Regions from separate parts of the Homo sapiens genome. Here all the other regions are linked to region 3. A link is an interaction called in ENCODE POLR2A ChIA-PET data of the cell type or tissue named here. Cell type or tissue: MCF 10A. All regions are shown on one strand.

The links. ChIA-PET counts read pairs that join two places held together with the same protein. Peaks named below come from ENCODE experiments on the same cell type or tissue, not always from the same donor. Only the 100,000 strongest peaks of a DNase experiment are listed, where the experiment ranks them.
Region 1: POLR2A ChIA-PET joins it to region 3 with 6 read pairs; 2 of 35 experiments call an interaction of 5 or more read pairs at or near these places.
Region 2: POLR2A ChIA-PET joins it to region 3 with 5 read pairs; 2 of 35 experiments call an interaction of 5 or more read pairs at or near these places.

The regions. Positions count from the first base shown.
Region 1 is chr15:61,070,330-61,078,329 of GRCh38, reverse strand. The region is part of intron 1 of RORA (RAR related orphan receptor A); the gene reads left to right. All of the region lies in intron 1 of LOC107984805 (a long non-coding RNA gene), which reads left to right. Among named protein-coding and RNA genes, the nearest start is that of RORA, 150 kb to the left of the region's middle. In MCF 10A, no CTCF peak of the experiment used is centred here; no DNase peak of the experiment used is centred here.
Region 2 is chr15:60,757,230-60,765,229 of GRCh38, reverse strand. The region is part of intron 1 of RORA (RAR related orphan receptor A); the gene reads left to right. It overlaps RORA-AS4 (RORA antisense RNA 4), which reads right to left and starts at 1,613. Exons shown (of 3, transcript XR_007064662.1): 1 at 1,149-1,613; 2 at 130-488; 3 at 1-49. In MCF 10A, no CTCF peak of the experiment used is centred here; a DNase peak (open chromatin) is centred at 3,849.
Region 3 is chr15:60,861,956-60,869,955 of GRCh38, reverse strand. The region is part of intron 1 of RORA (RAR related orphan receptor A); the gene reads left to right. LOC102724802 (a long non-coding RNA gene) reads right to left here. Exons shown (of 5, transcript XR_001751785.2): 1 at 6,567-8,000; 2 at 5,306-5,446; 3 at 1,706-1,789. Among named protein-coding and RNA genes, the nearest start is that of RORA-AS4, 100 kb to the right of the region's middle. In MCF 10A, no CTCF peak of the experiment used is centred here; a DNase peak (open chromatin) is centred at 4,265.

The sequences.
Region 1 (8,000 bases), 210 kb before region 3:
GAGCCAGGTGTGGTGGCACGTGCCTGTAATCTCAGCTACTCAGGAAGCTGAGGCAGGAGAATCACTTGAACCTGAGAGGCAGAGGTTGCAGTGAACCGAGATTGCACCACTGCACTGCAGCCTGGGGAGAGCGAGACTCCGTCTTAAAATAAAAATTGTTTTTAATTTAAAAATAAAGCCTTTAGTGTGGACTTGGCACATAGTAAGTATTAATAGATGTTAATTACTACCAGCTACTTTTTTCTTATTATCCAGTGGTTACTTCACTAAGAAGTAGGTATCAGGCTTTTTCCAGTACAAGAGTGCTTGCTCTCTTCACCGAGGTTTGTTTTGCAAGCAAGGTTACAGTTCAGTGTCATTGAGGATGTAACATAGCCACTATGCGGAGAACAGAAGACAAAAGTGGTGGGCCTTCACCCTACTCTCTGCTGGTACAGAAGAAGTAGAATATTCAGGCAAGAGGGCAGGCCTGCATGTGAGGGTACAGAAATGGAAGCGCTACCTTTGTAAGGTAGTTGAAAAAACATCTAAGGGAAGAAGAGATGCTTCTGGATGGAGTGAGATGGGAGACTTATAAAGAATTATGGGCATTAGTTTTTATTTTAGGGACCTAACAGCACAGAGAAATAAAAAGGCACATTTTTCAAAAGGAGGCTTTCCTTGGAAAGCCTGCATCTTTCTTAGGTAAACATGGAGAGAAGTGTTTACAAACAGCTTGTAGTTGGCAGTAGGCTTCTCAGTTGCAGGCATCTGTTTTCTGTTCCCTGTAGCCAGTGCCACCTAGACAGAGGGTCATGGCTTTGGATGGAAGGGCAGTATGGGCAAAACAGTTTCTGCCTTTCACGTTCATAACCCTATCTAGGTACCCATAGTCGAGAATGAAGGAAACGCTTCAAGTTTCTGAAGATGTAATCATTTATCTGGACGTGTCTTTCAAGGTAAATGGCAAATGACTGAATCCACAATTCTTCAGTTCCCCTAAACATGTCTTCTTCATTAGGAGCCTGAATCCGGTAGGGCACCCGTAATGTGCTGTCCTTCTAAAATCATTTGTTTGTTCTCTCTCCTTATCTTTCTCCCCTCACTACCCTTTCCTTGCCCCCACCACACCCCCTGTATTAATATATTCCCCCTTGATCACACCTGGTATCATCTACGATTAAATATTACTTTAACAGCTGACAATATCTCAAGCCGTGCTTTAAGGAGGTATCATTCTACTTAACAGCGTCCTGTGCCTGCTGATCCCACTGCAGTGTTTTCTCCGTTTAAGGCATTACCGCAACAAAATCGGTTTTAGTGTTTCCCTTGCTTCTCCATGCTGAATTACAGTCACAGTCAACGGCCCACTTGTGTGTAGTTCAAGAAGCAATTAAGGGCTTTTTTTTTTTTTACTTTGAACAAGCAAGGGAGAGGGGGTAGAGTGAAAAATGATCATTATTCTGATGATTCCTCTGCTTAGCTGAACAGTTCACAGTTCTTTGATACCAAGAGTCACCCACATTTAAACCCATTTCTGTAACTGCCTGCTGCAGCCATGCCTGCTGTCAGATCCGGTTGATGGCAGTTCAAGGACTCACATGCCATTAGGTTGGAGCAGCCCAATCTGGCTTTAGAATTGTGATTAAATACAGTTGTAACATCTGCACAGTGATCCACGGCATGATGATGGTATCACTGAAAATTAAAAAGTGCAAACTTTGGAGACTTCCCAGGGAATTTTGCAGTTTCTATTGTAAGCCTTTTGTTTTATTCAGTGGGATTTCTTATAATCTGAATATGGTAGTCTTATCTTTCTATGCATGTCTACATGAATTAAGTCTATCTTTAGCTTGCACGTTCCTGGAAGGCAGGGACTTTAACTTTTACCACTGGGTCCAAAACAGAGCTGATGATAGAAGTTGTTGAAACGTTTTTTTTTTTTGAGATGATCAAGAGATGCCCTCCTTAATGTTTGCTCAATAAGTATCTCTGCTCTGTGTGGAGCAATAAGTGAGATCCTGGGAAGAGACAAGTCACTTTATGTTGGTGGATCGCCGAGTGTGGTCCCTGAACCAGCAGCGTCAGCATCACCTGGGAATGTGTTAGAAATGCATATTCTTTGGCCCTACCCTCGGCAACTCTGGGGGTCAGGCCCTGCGACCTCTGCTTTAACACACCTTCCCTGGCACATCTGACGCATGCTCCTGTCAGAGAATCACGGGTCTGCATCCCTGCAGGTCCTTGAACCCCTCCACAGACATTTTTCCTGCAAAGAGGAGAGAGATGACCTAGGGTAGAAGCAGGGCTAGAGGGCGGGGACTAAGCTTTGAGGAAGTGAAGGCTGGCTTTGAGACAGCCTCCCAGCTGCCTCAGCAGGGTAACAATGTGGCAGCTTCTCTCCTTTGGATGCTTTAGGGCTGCCTGGCAGCTCCAGGAGCCAAGTAATTCCACAAGCCCGTATGGGGAGGGTGTGATATGGGACAGTTCTTGCCTTGAGGGGAATGACTGCTTGCTTCTCCACTGCGTGTGTGTGTTGAAGCAGGGAAGGGCACTAATTCTTGCTCAAAATCTAAGCAGCTGTGGTATAACGCGAGGAGGTTTAGACATGGAAGACTTGGGTCAAGGCACAGCTCTGCTCTAGTAGCTTTGAGACTCTGGGAAAATCCATTAACCTCATTAGACTCAGATGGACCTGAGTTTTCTCATCTCAAAAACTGAGATAATTATACCTGCCCTGTCTCTTTCATAGGATGTTCTGCTCAGTTGAGATAGGGGTTGGGATGGGATTTTGCTCAACCCAAACCCTTACTTCTCCACTCAAACAGATTCCTGACTGAAGGTGCCCTACCAATGAGAAGCACAGACTAATGGGGGGAGCAAAGTTCTTTACTGATTAATTAAGCTGATGGATCTGCACAGACGCACACCCACTGCAGGCCTTCCCTAGGAAGGCATGGTCGAACACAAGGCTGAGTCATGGCAACTCCCTTCAAGGTGACCTTGGAGAGCAGGGATGCCCTTTTGCCTGTTGCTTGAGGACATTGAAGTCTGATGGAGAGAGCCTCCTCCCTCCAGATTCCTAAAGCTCCCGGACTTTCTCAATTCATGGTGCTTTTGTGTCTGGGAACTTTTTCACAGTGCCCCTGTAACAAGAGAAATACCTACTAGCTCCATTTGTTAGTAGTTTCAAATAATAGTAGTAGTCCATGCTGAATCTGAACGTGCCGCTGTTACTCTCTGGAAACTTTTTTTTTTTTTTTTGAGATAGAGTCTCACTCTGTCACCCAGGCTGGAGTGCAGTGCCACGATCCCTGCTCACTGCAAGCTCCGCCTCCCGGGTTCAAGTGATTCTCATGCCTCAGCCTCCCGAGTAGCTGGTATTACAGGTGTGCACCACCACACCTGGCTAATTTTTGTATTTTTAGTAGAGACGGGATTTCATCATGTTGGCCAGGCTGGACTCAAACTCGTGACCCCAAGTGATACACCTGCCTCAGCCTCCCAAATTGCTGGGATTACAGGTGCTAGCCACCACACCCGACTTCTCCAAGGAAACTTTAAAACATCCCATGGCTTTCCTGTGAGTTAGTTGCAGTCCACAGTTTGGCCTGTACCTCACCTGAAGCAAAAGATGGGAGCTAGAACATTGAGAAATATTCCCAGGAGTCTACCACCCTCATGAACTTTCCCTTGGAATAGTCCAGTAGAATAATGATTTTTTAAAAATTATTCCTATAAGAAGGAAGGATAAGCATTGACAGATATGACTTATTCCCTTACCAGCATTTCAAAGTCAGAATCAATTTCAAGCCAACTCTAAACCCATTTGTAGATATACTGCCTGTGGCTTAGTTAAGAAGAAATGGTTTCTTTCTGAAGTAACAGAATAATTGCCATATCCAGTATCTATGTCTGTGTCTGTATCACTGAGTGGATTGTTGGCTACTGCGGGGCAGGGTCTGGGACAGAGTAGGTGCTTGTATGTTTTTAAATTATATAACTCCTTTATGGATGACTTATGGGTTCTCAAATGGCTTCTCTAATGGGCACCAGTCTTATTTTCCTTTGATCTTGTTCTTTTAGGCTTGCAAAGGGTAACGTAAATATATCCAGCACTGCAGCTAAGGCTTCATATACAGGGACAGGCTTATCCTCTCAAGCGTTCACAAGGGGAAGTGAGATCAAAGTGTGTTGGCATGATGGTGGGGGGCCTGGAGGAGCTTTTTTGCTCTTCATGATAATAGCAAGCACACCCTGTGGATTTGTATCTAACCCCCATTCTGTAGTTGACATTGTTCTTGAGTAGAAAACCACTGAAGCCCACCAGTGGTTCTGAGCCACCCCACATTTTATCATTAAGCTCAGTTATGAGTGGTAAGATGAAGGAAATAGTATCTTATGTTCATTAAAATGGACTGCTTGTTATTCCAGAAAATTAATGTATCTGAAGCCAGGGCATGCCTTTTGAAATTTAGCAATTGATTCAGCGATGCTTGGCATTTAGGGTGCCAAAACATTGTGGAGAAATTGAGTAACTCCAGAAAACCCCAACATCTTTTTTTCTTTTAAAGTAGATCTAACATGGATTGCCTGCCTCTCATCTAAAGATGGACGAAGCATAATTACATTGATGTAGGAAGTAGCTTGGGAAGGCAAGATATGCATTCCTATTTAATGGTTACCTTACTTTAAGTCGGGTACGTGATTCATTGAGATGCGAATTTGAATTCTGAGGTTTTCTCAACTCTGCACAAGTCTATTTCCCTGTATTCCCTAAGCCCATATCACTGAAACTCCCTTAGGTGGAGGCAAGTCACAGCCCTACAGTAAAAACAGTGGCACTATTGCTAGGCAGTTCATGCCATTTGCGAATTTGAACCCCGATGACAGGGCTGTGAAGAAATGTGCCTAGATAAGCTTCACTGCCCATTCCAACCCTGAATGAGTGCAAGCTTTTGAGATGTGTGCTACTAAGGATCCCACATGGTGGATTGAGTGTTTTGGTTTTAAATAAAACAGGAGCGGAGTTTTAAATAAAACAGGAGTGGTAAGGAAGCTTGTTGTGACAAATGGTATACCTGCGCCCTGCCCTCTACCTTGCCTCACAATCTAACAAAAGCCTTTGGCTTACGAATCTCAAGGAACTGCTCAGAGGAGCCGTTTACAGCACAGAAGCAAGAGAAGAGAGACCATGTCCGGCCCTTGGCCAGTTGTACTTCAGTGCAGACATGCACTGTCTGCTCTTTCTCAGCTTCTTTTCTACAGAGAGTTAAGAAAAGATGCAATTGATGGTGGCGAAAAGTGGACAGGAAACCCTCCGTTTTCAAAGTCTTCTTTTGGTGCAAAACTACCTTAGGTCTACCCAAACATAAATTCCTGGAATTCACTTTTCCTGGAACTCCATTGGAATGCAAACACTGATTTTGAACACCTAACATGCTTCCAACACTTTTATTATGGGCCATGCCCTGTTCTGAGCACTGTACATGGGCTTTACTCATTTAATCCTTAAAACAATATTTCAAACAATGAGGCAGTCCTAATACTGCATTCCTTGGGTTCTTCTTAGGGTCATATGGTAGCCTCAGATATATGTCTTGACCCCCATTAGTTCACAAAAATATTTTTTCTGGGAGTAGGGCTGTGTTTTATAAAATAAGAATGGTTTATAATAAAATAAAAACAGTGTAGCTCACAGCAGCTTTTTGTCATTCAAAATGTATAGAAAAAAAGACACCAACTTATACAAAACTTCATTTGGGTTCTTTTAAAGTTTTGTTGTTGCTGTTGTTGTTAAATGGTAGGCCTTTTGAGATAGATTTATTGGAAAGTCATATGGGTGTAGTTCTTGGGACAGATGATTTCTCCATTCAGCATTTAGAGTTATAACTTCTGCACTCTAGTGATTCTTGAAGTAGTTTGGAATATGGAAATGTGAATAGTTTTACCTCCATCACTCTGGATATTATCCCATGTTCTAAAATCATTACATAAAAATATAAACTCACTATTGTCCTTGTAGGCTTATCATGTACTTATGGGCTCATCAATGCCAATGTCCATTGAGGGAACTGAGAAGAGGGGGCATATACAGGTAATGATGTCTTCTCATAAAAAGAAAAAAAAAAGGAAATGTTTTGGCTTTTCTTTAGTAACATATAATTTGTAATGTTCTTTGCCTCATTCACAATCCTGTCCGTGTATAAACAGTAATTTGCTCTTGTAAACACATACTGTAGTTAGAGTTCTATTGGGAGCAATTGGTGTTCTTTATCTGTGACATCATGAGCATTTAAAAAACAATAATTATAAATATCCTCCAGGGTGAAAAAATAGTAAAAAGAATCAGAGGATCTGTCTAGAGACTTTAGTGGTTGTTTCTTACTGTCCTGTCTTTGAGTATCCTCCCTCTACCCCATCTCTACTCATTCACTATACCCTGTCCCACCCAACACATCCTTCAAAACTCAGTAGGGAGGGTACCTATTGCAAATCTCCAGGAATGTTATTACTATTTGGAGAACAGTATTTAGTAACACTTTGTCTTTACATCTAAAATAATTTGTTGCTTTTGGTAACCTTCATCTCAGTTCTGAAATCCAAAGAATAAGCCTGTTCCTTTGTATGGCTCAGTGAATTGTGGGTCCTCTCTTCCCCTCCCCTCTCCCCCCTCTCCCCTCCCCACCCCTCCCCACCCCTCCCCTCTCCCCTCCCCTCTCCCCTCCTCTCCCCTCCCCACCCCTCCCCTCCCCTCCCCACCCCTCCCCTCTCCCCTCCCTACCCCTCCCCTTTCCCCTCCCCTTCCATCCCCACCGCTTCCCCCTCCCCTCCCTTCCCCTCTCTCCTCCCTTCCCCTCTCTCCTCCCCTCTCCCTTCTTATCCCCACCTCTTCCCTCCCCTCTCTCCTCCCCTCTCCCTTCTTATCCCCTCTCCTCCCCTCCCCTCCCCTCCCTTCCCCTCCCCTCCCCTCCCTTCCCCTCCCCTCTCCTCCCCTCCCCTCCCCTCCATTCCCTTCCCCTCCCCTCTCCTCCCTTCCCTTCCCCTCCCCTCTCCTCCCTTCCCTTCCCCTCCCCTCCCTTCCCCTCCCCTCCCCTCCATTCCCTTCCCCTCCCCTCCCTTCCCTTCCCCTCCCCTTTTTCAAATCCAAGGATGTACCAGTGAAGTCAAGGTTTGTGTTTCTCTGAATGCTTTGACTTAGAAACAACCTCATATTGGTAATATTGGTTAGTGCTACATATGCATAAGCATGCAGAAGAAAAAGGATAAGTGTATCAAAGACATACTTCAATTCATAAAACTTGCAATTACACTATGGCTTTTCAGCAGAGGAGTCCGTTAGATTACTAATGGGGTATTTACAGAGGAGAGAGCAAAAGTAGAATGTAATCTGAATATGTAAACCGCTTATGTTCTTAAAGTCCAATTTATACCCAGTTTTTTGTAACTTGGAATGCATCTCCAGGTAGAAGCTATATTTTGCATGCTTTTGGGCTCCCCTGCTAGCTTATGAAAACCTGTGTCAAGCATAATGTAGTAAATATGGTTTTTGAAAAGAGTATGAAATGTTATCAGATAGCCTTCAGTTTGAGTACAAACTCCAACACCTACTAGTTAGATGGCCCTGGGCAGGTCACTAAACCTTTTGGAGCTTCAGTTTACCCATCTACAAAATTCAGCATGTGCAAACATTTTGTAAGCTAACATTGCTTTTTTGGGTACAACCCAGTGTTTGAGATAGAATAGACATTCAATAAATGTTTGCTGAATGAATGAGCAGATGAATAAGCATGTATTTTATTTCCGTGGAAAAAATCTGTCCAAAGGATCAGATGCCTACAACTTCTGCATCCTCACAGTGGTGAGTTTAGGCCAGGGTCTACAGAAATTGAGACTTCTTAAGGAGATGTTCGTGGCTGCTTATATGGTGTTGGGGTCTCTTCTACCATACCTGGTGGTGGATTTCTAGCTGCAGTAGCTTCAGAGTCAAGGCCAAGGCATTTGCCATGAGTGAGTCATCT
Region 2 (8,000 bases), 100 kb after region 3:
GAAACCAAACTGTTGATTTGAGCCAAAGTCCTTCTCGTTCAAAAATAGCCTGTATCAGGGAAAGAGAGAAGGGGGAATTAGAAATGGGCCCTGGGATCGAGGATATTCCCAATATAAAGACACCCTTACTTCTACTGTAGGCATTTCAGATTCCCACTACTTTGTCATCCATGTTGAAACTGGGCACCAACTTCCCGATTCAATAGCAATGAAGGCAACACATGATGCTGTCCTTTGTGGTAGCTCGCTTCCTTTTGTGGAGGCATACCACCGAGAGGACAGGCTTCTGGTTCCAGGCACAGAAGCCATCTCCAGCTAAATGATGAACCCATTTTTAAAGACGTCGTTTTTATGGTTTCTTAAATGACAAGGCATTTCAAGTACAATGTGGTAAAGGGGCACGATCATAAAGCAATGTGGTTGGCAAGGAAGGTATTTCATTGTGAGCAGGGGCGTCGAAGCCGAGCTTTATCAATGAGTGGAATTTCCTGTAAGTAGAAAGATAAATGAATTAGTAACTCAGAGTAATTTTTTAAAAATACATATCCAGATGAAAGCTCAGATAAGTTTGATCCCTTTTAGCCAATGAAGTATCATCTCTAATTAGGTTTCCATGCAGACAGTGCAGCCTTGGAGTACATTTCTGAATCTAGTTGACCTTTTCAGCTGGAGAAGCCAAATGATTTCCATTCCATGCTCTTTAATTCTGGAGGAATTTCTAATTTGTTGCCAGAGATAAAAAAAAAACTCACTCCAAACATGAAAAAAGTTTTAAATAGTCCAGAGCCCCATTTACAGAATATTAAAATTTTCGAGCTGAGAGAACCCTAAAAGACCATTTTATTCCATTCCTTTATTTTACTGATAGTAAAATTGAGGACCAGAGAAAAATCAAAGACTCGCCCAAGGTCACTCAGGGACTTAGGACCTAGGATTAGAACCCATACCCCCCGCTTCCCACCCCAGCCTCTCTGCTTGGCCAGTCTCTCATTTGCCTGCTAGGCTTTTTTTCATGTGGTCCAGATGTTGCCGCATCAAAGGCCTCTCACTGAACTCCGCCATCAGACCTGCTTTAGGGAAACTTCCATGGGCCAACACCTACCCTCTTGCCTTTCTTAATTTCTTTTGGAAATTCTCTATTCTCTCACCTTATTAATGTTAAAACAAAACGGGTTCTTTTATTGCCACAGGCAGCAGGAAAGTGAAGTTCTTGATGGAGGCAAGTGTCTTCCCTAGTGAGAGCAAGTAAATTAGTTCTGAGGTCCTCTCACTCACTCTAACTGTAATGAGAGACACCAGCCCTTCTTCATTAATGAGATGCCAATCACAAAGGGAGCAGCCTCAGAGAGCCTTTGGGGAGGGGGGCGGCGGGGGAGAGCAGTGATTGGCACTGTACTAAGAAGGGAGGAAGCAGAAAATAAAAGCCTCCGGAGGTGGGAAAACACGTGGATGATCTCAAATCAGAAGGGTAGGTCCAGCGGAAACCCGAGGGGCTCCTGAATGGGCCAGTCAGCGTAGTCTATGGCAAACATCTTTGGGCAGGAGAATTGGGGAGCTACCCCCCTGGCATATTTTCCCACGTATGCTTTCCGAGGCAAGGTTGTGTTCATGCTAAAGTGTGTCCCACATGGGGATCCGTATGATTGGTGACAGTTGGGGCTCCTTAATGACTGGGTTCTCTTGGAAGGCTGGCAGCAGCGAACCTCCTCGCTCCTCTGCCTTAGATCTCGTCAAGAGTTTAACATGCTGTGTAACCTCCTAAACTTTGAAAAGGAAACTTTCTAAAAGAAAGTTAAGGAAAAATAATTTGATGCTTAAGGGAACTTTTTTTCTTGCATGAGATAATTTCCCTGGTAGGAGACACTGTTCTTAAATTTGTCCAAGGACCGGTTAACCCAAGACCATGTTTCCAGGGCGGGGGAAACATCTAAATCATATTTGTTCAACTCCTGCTCTCAAAGTGGCTTGGGAATAGGTTCTGCCCCTGGCAAGATGATGCTTGCTGTCTTTTCCTCTCGGCTACCCAGAATGGCATTTGCAGCATCGCTGAGAACGTTTTGGGAAAATATCTGTGCAGTTTTCCCAACTCAGTTTTCACCATCTGCAGCCTGCCTTTGCTTTGGTAGGTTGGTTAAAAAAAAAAAAAAAAAAAAAAAAAAAAAAATCTGTGCATATTGGAAACAGTACTTTTATTTGTAATTAAATGCCTTTTTCCCTGTTATTTTTTCCCTGAAAACATTTTTGTTTATGAATATGGGTCTATATGAAGGTTAAAAGACTTTCAGCACTCAAAACAACTTAATAAAATGTCTGAGCACACAATTAGGCGTGCTATGTCCTTCAAGAATCAGGTAGCGGAAGTTCTAATTGGCAAAGCAGCATCTTGAATGTCATTTTCTAAACCCATTAGACCATGTCTAACAGAGAAAGAGGAGAAGCAGCAGCAGTTTACGAAATACCAATAGTCCCCCTTGCAGACATAATTTTAGGGTAGCGGTTAGATGATATTGAACTTGTAAGAAAATGTAGCTACAAAGCCACAGTAGCTTCAAGTAAAATGACATTTCTTTAGATCATGTGTAGGCTCACCTTGTAATAGTAGGAGTAAATATGTGTATAAGCAACCTGGAGATGCTCCTTTATTCCCTGTGTGTGTGGTGTGTGTGTGCGTGGGTGTGTGTGTGTGTACTGTGTGTGTTTCATGCACTTCTTTAAAGGCACACAGTTGGCTGTAATATGTCCTCCTTTCTCTGAATTCTGGTGACCTTTCACCATAGATGGGGCAAGGCCCAGGCCTCTGGTTTGATAGAAATACAGCACATCTGTCTTCAGTTATTCACATCTGATACCATAACCTTCGTGTCTGGCTGCTTTGGGTCTACCACCATTAAAATTTAAATTAAGAACCAGAAGTTTTTAATAAATTCAAGCCAGAGTTGAGCCTCCCAGAGATGTTATCTTGCCTGGAATCCCCTCGTTTTAGTTTAATAGTACTTTTGGAAAATCTGACAAGACTCACCTAGAAATTCCATTCTTTGTTGAAGACCAAAAAGGAAGAATCACCATGGAAAATAAAGATTCATAAAGCCAGCTGCATTTTATTCTAGATGCTTCTTTTTCTGCTAGAAACCTGTTTTTCAAAAACTTGGTTGACAAAGTCTCATTTGTATATTTTTCCCCTTATGTTTTAGACACCTGGGTTTTTAAAGATAAAATTCTTGCAGATGTTTTGGATTAGTCTGTTTTCAAAAGTGCTCAAGAACTTGATTTCCAAGGACTAGACTTTTTTTTTTTCATTACCAACTACTGTAGTTTGCAAAGAGGGAGAAACTTAGCTTGCAATTGGCCTGAATTCAATAGAATCACACACCCTCCTGGTTTTAAGGAACATTTGAAACTGAACCGTGCATAAGTGTGCCACCTGACTGAGCTTTCTAAACAAATATTTGTCATCTTTGTCAGACCAAAATTCTCATATAGTGTTTTGAATTTAATTAGAGGCATACCTAAATGGTTAGGGGAGAAGGACAGGACAGAAGTCTACCCCCAGAAATGGCTCATAGGAAAATGAGACAACTTCAGTTTTACTTACTCAGGCACACCATAGGAGAGGTACTTCTCCAAGCTGGTAAGTGAGCCATTTTTGCAAAAATAGAAGCAACATTCTGGGCAAGAGCTTGAAAGTAGAAAAGGCCTGGGATAAAACATAATTTTTTAAAAAAACATATCATAAAAGAGAGTTGCCCAGCTCTTTCTTAACTTGTGAACTAGCTGTTCTACACATTTACCATAAGATAATTGATGTTTGTAATGCTGCCCCTAAGGCACTACAGGATCCTAAAGTGCCTTCTGAATCATCAAAGAATGATTCATTGCGTTCTGGGTGGTTTTCTTGTTGAGTGTATTTTATTGTATACGAATCCCTTTGAAAATTGATAATACATCTGTGATGGGTACCAGAGGTTTGCAATCAAGAGCACACAGCCACAACTGGTGAGTGGGAAGTGTCTTTGGTGTACAGGCTGGGTGGCACCCCCACGTCCTCCATCCTGCTGCTTCGAAGAGGCAATGTCGCCCATGGAATCTGCAGAAGTTGGTCTCTGTGAAGGTTTCATTCAACTCCTCCCTCTCCTCCCTTTCCTGCTCATCTTGCTAGTAGGAGCCCACGTGTGAACAGCAATTTCATATTCCCACCCCTCCCTGTGCCCAAAAGGAGAAGGGCCAGAAACTTAGGGTGGCACTAATTAGGCAGCGTCATACAAAAACTCTGATATTTGACCACTTTTTATCTACAAAAGCAACAATCTCATATGACCAGTCACAGTGGTTACAAATATCAGGCACCTGTATGTGTGTCTGTGTGTGTGTGTGTGTGTGTCTGTCTGCATGTATAGACATGCATCGTCATTCAATTACCCAGAAGACTTGATTAACAAGAATACCAAAGCTCCACTGGATCACACGACTTGCTGCCCCCTGATTTGTTAAACAAATAACTTTTTCCTTCTTTGCTGTTCCTTAGCTGATAACCAGGAATGGAACCCTAGCATTTTCACAGCACTGCTATGCATTAGGTGAAAATGGCCTTCCTATTTCTTGGTATGCTCTGTTTATATTTTAATGCTGTTTACAGATGAAATATTCCATAAATATTCATACGGTGCCTGTACAAAGGAAAGGATCCAAAGAGCTCTTTATTAACAAGCTCCCTTATGTCAGGGTAACTATGGGAGAAAGGGCTTTAATCCATCCTCCCAAAGTTCTCACAAAAAGACTGAACTATCCTCTTTACACATAATATTGGGGTGATCTGGGATTTACCAGCTAAATTCATAGCTAAAAGTGTCAGCTAATGAATTATTCCAAGTAAATTAACAGACTAAGGGAATCCTTTCTTCGGTCCCATACCAATGCTCCCTTCGTTAGCAAATACGCTTCATGTGGAAGAGAGATCAACTAGGTGCCAGAGAATGTTTAGCCCACATTCATCCTCTGCACAGTTCCTCCACCCCAACGATCAATTGACATTTCTTAGAAGAGCATTTTATTCTTCCAAAGGAAGGCTCAGAAACATTGAAAAAAAAAAATATTTTAAAGCTCAGAGAGCTTCTAATGAAGTAAATTAAAACCTTTTAAAAAAACACACATACAAATTGAACTTTTTATAAAATATTCAGGGGCTTCAAATTTAAAACTATTAAAAAAAGCCCACATATACTTCAAGGTTATGCTTTTAAAAAATTTAAAATACTGAGTTGAATGACTGACAAGTTCAAAATACTCTCAGACTAATCTTTGTACCAAAGAAATTAAATCTAACAAAGTACTTTTTATCTCCTCAATGGGGGAAAATAGGATAGCAAATCATATTTCCCCCTCCTATCTTTGTATCAAAGATGGTTAAATATTTCTTTCCATTCCATCATATCTTCCCAACTGGCAAGATAATACTTGGGAAAAGAGTAGGTAGAAGGGAAAATGAAACTGGCAGCTCCTGAGATCCACAGGGCATCATTTGGCACGCACTTCTTTGAGGCCCACCCAAAAGTGGTTAATCAGAGAGTAGGGACGATGTCAGATTACATTAGAGGCAGATTTCTCTATGTGTATGGGCAAATCTGAGACGGCCAGTCTTTCAGGTCTGGAGCTGTGGTTGCACGCAAAATGTGATCCTAAAAATGAAATGCCAGTATTTAATCCTTCCAACTACTCAGCTTCCTCATTATTCTCTTGTGGGAATTGTGGTTGCTACTGACTCAAAGTTGCCCCCCGTTTGATGATGTATTCATTGCTAGAGTTGGCCCCCATGTCCCCCTCAACCTGGATTCCAGTTGAGGATCCTATAGTGAGAATTCAATTAATCTCAAGATAAAATCCAGCAACAAGAACTTTTAAGCCTTGAAATGCACAAAGCTATGTATGTATTTATGTGTGTTGTGTTGTCCACCCTCAAACATAGTCCAGGCTGGCCTCTGTAAGGCAGGACTCTTCAGTGTGTTCTCTCAGGCTCTCCTTGGGGAATATTTCTTAGCAGAGTGCATTTTTGTTACATGAGGCCATAGATGCATGTGGCTACTGAATCAACCATTTTGACGTCAGTTAGTTCTTTCCAGTTGTCCTAATGACTATTCATTCAGCATTTGATTGGATTAGAATAGGTTGATGCAGTTCAACTGAATCAAGGTGTAGCAAGGAGAAAACCCACTGGATTGTAAATCTGAAGAACGGTTTGAGCCTCAGCTCAGGTGCTAACTTGCTATGTGGCATTCAGATCTCTGGATCACTCTGGACTTCAGTTTCTTTGTCTGTAAAATGGTAACTGTCTGGCCTCTCTTATCAATCTTTCAGAATTCTTAATTCAGATTAAATGATCTGGTGGGTGTGAAAGCTTTTGAATCCATCTGAGTTATCAGCTGGAACTTTATAGAGTTAGTTGGCACAGTGCTTCAGGAGATAATTTGAGGATGACTTTGCAGGGAATTTCTATGCCAATCAGAAAGTATTCTTTTCTTATGTACCGATGGCAGGGAAAAAATGAGAGAGACCATTATATCAGTTGGACTCACTTGATCATCACCACTTTAAAAATGAGCAAAAACTAGTTGAGAGAGTCGTGGCAAATCCTTGGCATTAGCTGTTACCATGGAGGTGAAGAGGAAAATTCCCACTCCCCAACTGTATTTGAAAACAGAGAGGTCTCCAGCCTTGGAACAAGTTGTGGCAAATGGACAGGATGTCCTAGAATGACATCCTAGGTGTAAATAAATCACCGGAACTGATGGCAGCCACCCAAGAGTTTTGAAGGAACTCAAGGGTGAAATTGTGGAACTATTGGCCAAAACGTGTAACTTGTTACAAATGGGTACTGTGCTCGAGACCTGGCAAATTGCCACCACAACTCTGAAAGAAGAGAAGCACAAATAGGTGAGCCTCCCTTTTATACCTAGCAAGCTGGTAGAGACTATCTGAGTGGGTCGTGTCACTGAATACATGCTTATTGTAGCATGGAGAATTACTGAGCATTCACCCTGTGCCAGGCATTGTGCTGGATGGTAGAGGTGAACAAATGAAAGTGTCCAGAAGGCTGTTTGACAAAGGGGTCTGAAAATTCCAGTGCTGCAAACATAGATTTGGGAAGTCATTGACATATAGGTCAAAGAAAGCAAATAGCCTTCACCTAGAGGTGCCGGTCCCATTGATTGGAAGATCCTGTCTTGGATCACCATGCACACTAGACTATCCTGAAAAGAGAGCAGAGATCTGCTAGCAATGTCTGCATTGCTGGGCTGTACCGTGCTCTGTGTTTGCCATCTCCATGTGGGTGAATGTTGGAATTCTGAGGGTGACGGGTGGCTGTGATAACCCAGTGAGAGTGTGAAAAGGAAGGAGGGAAGAGGTTAAAAGGCAGACTCCTGCACAAAGCAAGCATTTGGGGGTCGGGAGAGAGGGAAGAAACCAGCAAGGGAGGCTGAAAGGGTTCATCATTTACTTGTCTGTTCCTTTATTCAACAAGTAAGCATGGGCACTTTCTATGTGCCAGGCACTATTTTACACCCTGGAGTCACATCCAGGGATGTGCTCTGTTTTTGGGACAAGGAAAGTGTCAGATAGTAATAAATACTCAGAATCAGAAGACGGATTGTTTGGGCACTGTAGCATGGTTGGTCAGCTCTTACAGGAGCTGAAACCTGTATGGCAGGACTTAGCCAGTGATACAAAGAATTGTGAGAAGAACATTCTAGGCAGAAGAACAGCTAGTGCAAAGGCCCTGAGACAGAGAAAATGGCAGAAAAATACTCTTTGCAGAAGTTTGACTGTGTAAGGTGGCAGCTTGAGGGGAAGACAGGACTGGGAAGGAGTTTTCCTGAACCTGTGTATAGCTGGTTGGCTGGCTGTGTAGAATAGAGAGACCTGATAATGTTTATGGATTTGAGGAAAAGAAGAAAGTAGAAAAGGAAAGACTGATGATGCAAGGGAGAGAAAAGATGATCAACAGTGCT
Region 3 (8,000 bases):
ACTTCTTCTTGATCTTATTATGAATTCTGAGTGGTGCAATGTATCCTAGTCAAGTTGCCTCCTCTGGGACATAAGTGTGGAGGAAGCAAGAACAGTGATGCACTACCAAGCCAGAGGGAACAAGAGGAGGATGGCAAAACGTGTCAGGGCCAGGGTTCCCCTTAGGGCTAGCATCGCTTATGCACTTTCTTGTCCATTTTATGGTTTTCCAAGGGGAGAGGGAGGAGTGGTCACTTGCTTATGCATTTTTCGATCCTAGAAGTCTGGGACTTGTAAAAGCCATTACTTGAGAGCAGCTGGGGCAAATTTAAACTTTTAACAAATGTTTATAATACCTGTTATGTGACCAGCCACATGCCGGACATTGTGTGCCATCAGACCTGCCCACTGGCAATCTCCTGTTGATAAGAGTCTATTTGGAGAGACTCTATCAACAGGAGATTTCCAATCATGTTTCTAACCAAAGTGTTGGCTGAACTCAGGAGTATTAAGCTGAAACATGCCCTGCATTATTGAGACCACCTTTCCTTCTCCTGTTAGGTGCACCTGGATAATCTATATTGTGGCCTATCCTGGGTGACACCTATAGTCCCAACCTCTGTAATAGATGCCTCTCCTGGGATTTTCATGGAAAAGAAAAATCTGTTTATAAAATCGCGAAATCAGCCTGTGCCCTCTATATCTCTGGGAAAGGTCCTACCTATTAATTCAGCCACATTCCGATGCCTGACAACTCCTTACACAAAGGTCAGTGGGAAAAAATGGTTACCTTGGCTGCACTGAGGACCTGCAATTTTATGGTCATTTCAGCCAAAATATAAGGAACTGATGTGTTCTTTTTTTCTAGATGTGGCCCATTTTCTGAAGGATACCACCATCAAAATACTGTAAAATAATGGGGGGGTGCCTGATGGAGTGATTTGGTCCGAGGTTGATGGTAATAAAACTGGAACATCCATCATGTTTGGCATGGGTTCTGGTCAGCTTCCTTGTTTGAAGTGTACTGTCTGTGCCTAGTGGAAATAATCAGGTTGCCAACCTGTGTTTGGAAAGCTGTGAAGAAAGCAGCTCTTTATGTACAGATAGACAGGAAGGCATGAAGTGCTCTCAGACATTTTCTCAATTTTCCTCTTACTGAGTGTTTTTCCCCCCTGGAAAATGCTTTAATATCCAATTGATAAGGTCCCAAGTGAAATTTACACATGAAAGAAGGGAGAACTTCTAATAAAATGACATTAGAATCCTTTTTTTCTCCCAGACACCCTTATGCCATCTCTGATTGAATGGATTTGAAACCGAAGTACCACGCACTTTGGGGTGGAAGGAAGCCTAAAGGCCACTCCATCCAGTCCTTCATTTGCTGTTTAAATCCCTCTCACAGTAGCCACACAGGCAGGGTTGGTCCAAGACTCTAAGTCTATGATTCTTCTGATGACTGAGGGCTTGCTAGCCCAACAGAACCATCAGGTTTGGAAGTGTACTTAAGCTAATAAAACAGCTTTCAATGCACAAGTCCTCATTAATAATAAAGGCTACTTTTTTCAAATGTGCGTCCCTGTGCTAAGAGCTTGAGAGCTTGACATGTACCAACTTATACTATTCACAGTGACCTCCAAGGGAGATGCTATTACTGCCATTTTCCAGTTAAAGAAACCAAGGCTTAACTAAGTGAGCCAAAGTGCTTATCTAGTTTATTCACAGATACCTCCAGTGACAGGGACCATGCAGTTCTTCTCCAGCCAGCTCTGACTCTCAGAAACTGCTTCTCTATAAGGTGTAATGTGTCTCCCTATAAATCAAGCAGTAGTTATTAACTGCTAAAATTCTGGCACCATGCTAGGCATTTTAGATTTAAACAAATTATGGGTGTTATTTGTATATTTATATATATTTCACCTTATTTTAAGAGCTATTTGGGGAAAATAGAAGGAAACTTCTGATATATAACAATGGCAAAATATAAATAAGATTAGAGAAGCAGGATCAGGGAACGTGTAAGTAAAATTGAAAACTATCATGACCAGATTAAAAATATACTATACATATTATATAGAACAAGAAAGAGTGCATCAATTTATTTCGTATTTCACCTGGACTTCCTGGCAACCAAAATAAAATGGGAGACATTGTCAATTCACAGTTCTTATTAATCAAATGATCATTAAAACGGGGTAGCCATTTTCTTGAAATGAAATTGTGAGAAAACTCTCTCATAGGATCTCATATAGAGAATATCAAGAGATCCTGGTAGCTGTAGCCTCAACAAAATTTCTATAGAGTACATATTAATTATTTAGCACATTGATACACTTAGGCTCTAATGCATCTTTTGTTAGAACCCAAGAGCAGAACATTAAAATAAACTTGGCAAAAAGGGCGATGTAGGTCAAATATATAGCCTATGAACTCCCATCTGTATACCCTAAGAGGAAAGATTCTCTGCTACTGCTCTCAGTACTTCACATATGACACCTGATGTGTGCGTTTCTTTTCCTATAACAATTCAGTTCTGTGGCACACACGAACTGGGTGTTCTACAATTAAACTCAATTCTGACACTATCTACCTGGAAATAGCATCAGATCCCACAGTTAAGGGCTCAGTTGCACAATACTGCCCCCACTTAAGATGTCAATCTACATGTTGTCACCTGTGATTTCTGACCCATCAGCTATAATTTCGAAGTTGCCAGTACCCCTCCTCAGGCTCAGTCACTTACTAGAACAGATCAAAGAACTCAGGACAACAGTTTTCTTACTAAATTACTGGTTTATATTAAAAGATAGATACAAAAAGGTTTATACAAAAAGGCTGAGTGTGGTAGCACTTTGGGAGGTCTAGGCAGGCAGATCACTTGAGCCCAGGAGTTCAAGACCAGCCTGGGAAACATGGCGAAACCCCGTCTCTACTAAAAATACAAAAATTAGCCGGGCATGGTGGCTCACAGCTGTAGTCCCAGCTACCCGGGAGGCTGAGGCATGAGAATCGCTTGAGCCCTGCAGGCAGTGGTTACAGTGAGCCAAGATCGCACCACTGCCCTCCAGCCTGGATGACAGAGCAAGATTCTGACTCGAAACTAGATAGGTAGATAGGTAGGTAGGTAGATAGATAGATAGATAGATAGATAGATAGATAAAGATAAGATACAACTCAGGAACACCCAGATGGAAAAGATGCATAAGACAAGATATAGGGGATGGGCATGCCACCCTCCCAGCACCTCTATGTCTTCAGCAACCTGGAATCTCCCTGAACCCTGTCCTTTTGGGTTTTATGGCAGCTTTGTCATGTAGGCATGATTGGCCACTGGTGACTAATTTAAACTCCAGCCCCTCTCTCCTCCCTAGAGGTCTGGAGAGTGGGGCTGAGAGTCCCAATCACACAGTTTGTTCCTCTGGCAACCAGCCCCCCATGCTTAGGAGCTTCCTAAAGGGCAGTCATTAATATAAACGCAGGTGTAATTGAAAAGGGTATGTTATGAACAATAAAAGATGATGATTTTGCCTTCATTCTCTTATCCCTTCTGAAATTCCAAGGGTTTTAGGAACTCAGTAACAGAAATGGATGAAGACCAAATATATATGTCTTGTTATAAATCACAAAATCACTTGGAACTGGAGGACATTATGTTGAGTGAACTAAGCCAGGTGCAGAAAGACAAATATTTAATATGTGGGAGCTAAAACAAATCTTGAACTCATGCAGATGGAGAGTAGAATAATGGCTACCAGAGGCTGGGAAGAATAGTGGGGAGGTGGATATAAAGAGGAGATGGTTAGTGGGTACAAAAATACAGTTAGATAGAAGGAATAGGATCTAATGTTCATTGGCACAATAGGGGTGACTATAGTTAATAATAATTTATTGTCTATTTCAAAATAACTAAAAGAGGAGAAATGGAATGTTCCTAACACAGAAAAATGGTAAATGCTTGGGGTGATGCATTTTGATCACTATATATTGTATGTTTGTATCAAAATATCACATGTAAAAATATATAAATAAAAGAAGATAAGTTGTCTAGGCCAAAAAATTTTAATATCCCATCTCTCCCCTGAACAAAGGCGTAAAGCATTACCCCTGACACAACGATCTTCATTATAGCTCTCAGCTATTGAGACATATAGACAGGCCTGAGTCCCAAAATATAAATGGTATGAGTGTAGAGAGTAGGAACTCTCTGTGGTTGGGTGAAGCAACCCATTCAATGCAGGCTGGGACTGGAAGGGGCTGTTTCCAGGAAGGGTTGGCCTTCGTACTGAGCTGGACTGAACAAGCATTGAGAAAAGATAGACAAAAGATGAGTCAGGCTGAATGTAACTGATTTGATTTATTCCTTTCACTTAAACTGTGTAATGCCTCAGTTTCATGTGTCTACAGAGGACGCTCACCCTTGGCACCACCTGGAAAGTGTAACAGCAGGGCATTGAGGTTCTGGCCAAGGAGCCATCAGCAATCCCATTACCAATGCTTAAAGTGAGTCTCATAAGGCAGATTTGGCTCCAAGCAAAAACCACAGCTCTATTTTCATAAACTAATTTCACTTGTTTGCCCCAGTTAATATTAATAAGCCCAGGGCTATATGCTTCTACTTACCAGAGCACAAAGATAATAGAATAATAGAGTGTTAGATCTGAAATGGACCTTGGAGATCTTCTAGACCAACTTCTCCATTTGATAGATGAGGAAACAGGTGTGAGGAAGTAAAGAGCCAGGTTTCAGGCAGTGAAATTCACAGACTAGACTGGAACCCAAGTTCTCTGACAGGGAGCCCTGTTCAGGGTTTATCAGGTCTATCAAACATCTTTCTCTTTCTACCTCATCCCTAAGGACTGGAATGTGGTGGAAAGAACGTTGGACCAGGCAATGGGAGAACCAGGATCTAAACATATCTTCATTAATTTTACCTTGAATTTATCTGGCCTCTTATTTCCTCTTCACAGCATCAACTTTCTTGTAAAAGTGGATGCCTACTACTGTTCCCCAAAGGAAGAGGCAAGGTAAAACAAAGTCTCCACAATACTAGCAATACCAAATGTGGAACAAATCCCAGTGGTAGTGTTACTTGGTGCTCTGTGACTTTGGAACCTAAAGCTTCACTAGACCGTTGCAATTACTAAGTGAGTAAATAAAGCACATAGCACAAAGGCCTGGCACTGAGATGCCCACCCTCTTCATGGGGCTCCTGTCTTCTTCCTTCCTGATAGATCATGTGTAAGTTCATATGTATCTATAAGGGACATGAATTATCCAGAATTCCTTATAGTCAGAATGTACAGTGATATAATGTTCCTGAGTTACTTACCCATTTCCACTGGGTAAGTCAGCTTGCAGAACTCATTTCCGTTTCTCTTCAACTAGCCAAACATCCATTTTCACCTACATGGAAACTTCTACTGGCCTTGGGACAAATAAATCACATTTGGAGTGTCCCAGGACAATTTAGCTTTAGAAGAAAGAAAAAAAAAAAACAAGGATGGTAACATGAAAGGACGTTTGCTGTGTTGGGCTGTCACTAAGTCCCCATCGAAACTGTGAAAAATTATGGCCAATAAAATAACATTTTTCAAAATGTGACACTACCCTTAAGTTTATCTTGGGCAATAAATGGGTTTTAAAAAGAATATTTGAGGGCTATCCATTCTTCAAGCACTCAATAACATATCATAAGTTAATTGCATTATTAATTTATAACAGAGTAATTGTTTTGTCTCAACAGTCATTTTCACAAGCTCTGACATTCATTTTCTCTTCCTTTTTAATCATCTCAAAATATTAACACTTAAACCACCCCCACCATGCCACCCCAGTTGTCCGCCTCCTCCTACAAAATATAAAAAATGATTCTGAGGGCTGGGCACAGTGGCTTACGCCTATAATCCCAGCACTTTGGGAGACTGTGGCAGGCGGATCACGAGGTCAGGAGTTCAAGACCAGCCTGGCCAATATGGTGAAATTCCCTCTCTACTAAAAATACAAAAACTAGCTGGGCACAGTGGCACGCACCTGTAGTCTCAGCTTCTTGGGAGGCTGAGGAAGAAGAATTGCTTGAACCTGGGAGGCGGAGGTTGCAGTGAGCTGAGATGGTGCCACTGCACTCCAGCCTGGGCGACAGAGCGAGACTCTGTCTCAAAAAAAAAAAAAAAAAGATTCTGACAGTTGGCATGCATAATCTTCTGGCCACCCTTTTGTGATAATGAAAAGAATAAGAACAAAAGCAGCTAGTATTGACTGAGTTTGAAGCTCTGCGAAACAGTCTACTAAACAGTTTAACTGCATTACTTCATTTAATCTTCCCAACAATCCTGTAAGGTAGATGGCAGTATTATGCCTATTTTACATGTGAGGGAATTAAGGCAGAGAATCATTTTCTAAAGCCAAAACAAAAAACCATCCTCACCATTTATTTGGTGAGGGTTCATGAATACAGCTTTTCGTAGGCCAGATTTGCTTAAATAAGAATGTGTTTGAGTGCTGTTCATTCTATATAACACAAAATATAAATATCATCTTTAATTGTACCCAAGTCTAAGTAGTGAAAGGCAGAGGAAAATTAAGTAAAATACCTATTAAGACCACAAAAACTATGTCTTCGGGAATGAATTTTTTTTAAATGAATGATCCAGTTTGGGTACTGGTGTACATTGTAGTGTTAGAATGACCTTATTATGACATGTACAGGCATTGTGATTGTTTTGTTCCTGAAAGGTCAGAACACTAATGTGCAAGCCCAGGCTCTGTCACTATCTGTGCTGTGTCCAGTAGTTCACTTCATCTTTCTGAATCTCAATTATCTCAACTGTAAAAGATTGGCCCTAATATTCCAGTATTCCTAGAGTTTTTGTTGATAACAGGATAGACCCAAGAAACTGTTTACAAGCTAATCATGAAGATGATAAGGGGAAGACAGCCCATTTTTAATGCCCAAGTTTAGATATAGCAAGACTCAGTCTTGCATTTCAACCTGCCTGAAGGGAGAACCACACAGTTGGACAGCAGAGAGGAAAAGCCCCTATATGAAAGCTTAATAATAACAACAACCAAAAAAGGGCAGTCTTGAAGCATCATGACACTAAAAGCTCATTAAGATCTCTGTCCCAGCTATTACACTCCTAATTGAACAGTTACACAAATAGATGTACAATACAATTGTGACTCTAATTAAGGCTCCGACCTCAGAATCTAGTCAAAGCTTGTACAGTTCTCACTCCCCCTTTAAATAGCTGTTCTGGGCAAGCTCTGGGAAGGGAAGCTGTTCTATTATGACTTCACTGAAATAACATGAAAATTCATACAAGCGCTTCTTTTTCTTTTTTACCCAAAATACACCTCCCACTCTCCATTTCTTTCCTTTAGCTTCTGGGAGTGTGATCCTTTGGTAGGAGCGGATGCAATTTGCCAATCCAGTAGTGTCTGCCATATTGCTTTCAACACTTTTCTACAGTGCCCTCCATCAGTGCCTTGATCCACAAGACTAAGGGTCTGAGATAGTCTGGTCTGATACTCTCATGCTAGGATGCTAGCCTCCCTCTTTACTGGGTAATTGGCTTCCTTGCCTAAATTTTAGTTTTACTTTCTCTTGCCCACTTTTCCTTGTCCATCTATACATCTAAGCTAAGAATTTTAGCACATAAACGGTTCTGAGATTCCCTTAGCTTTTTCCTCTATCCTCTTGTCCTGACCTTTGCAGGCAAGAGGGTACTGTTACCTGTAAGAGGTAACCTTGTGAGAAGGAGTGAAAATCAAGGACTTCCTTTGAATCATGGAGAGTCCACTGAGTTAGAAAAATTCTAAAGGAGGAAAAAGGTGGGTAAAGATTTGTATATAGCAGATGTTCATAAAGTGCCCATTTCCTCTCACCCTGAACTAGTTGCCTTAGATGTGAATGGAAGATGGTATATTCATGGGCAGGAGCCATGATAAAATCTAGAGTGAATATAATTTGAACTTAAAGTTGATCACCTTCGTGAATTATTTTCCTTGCATCCTAAAACTGAGGA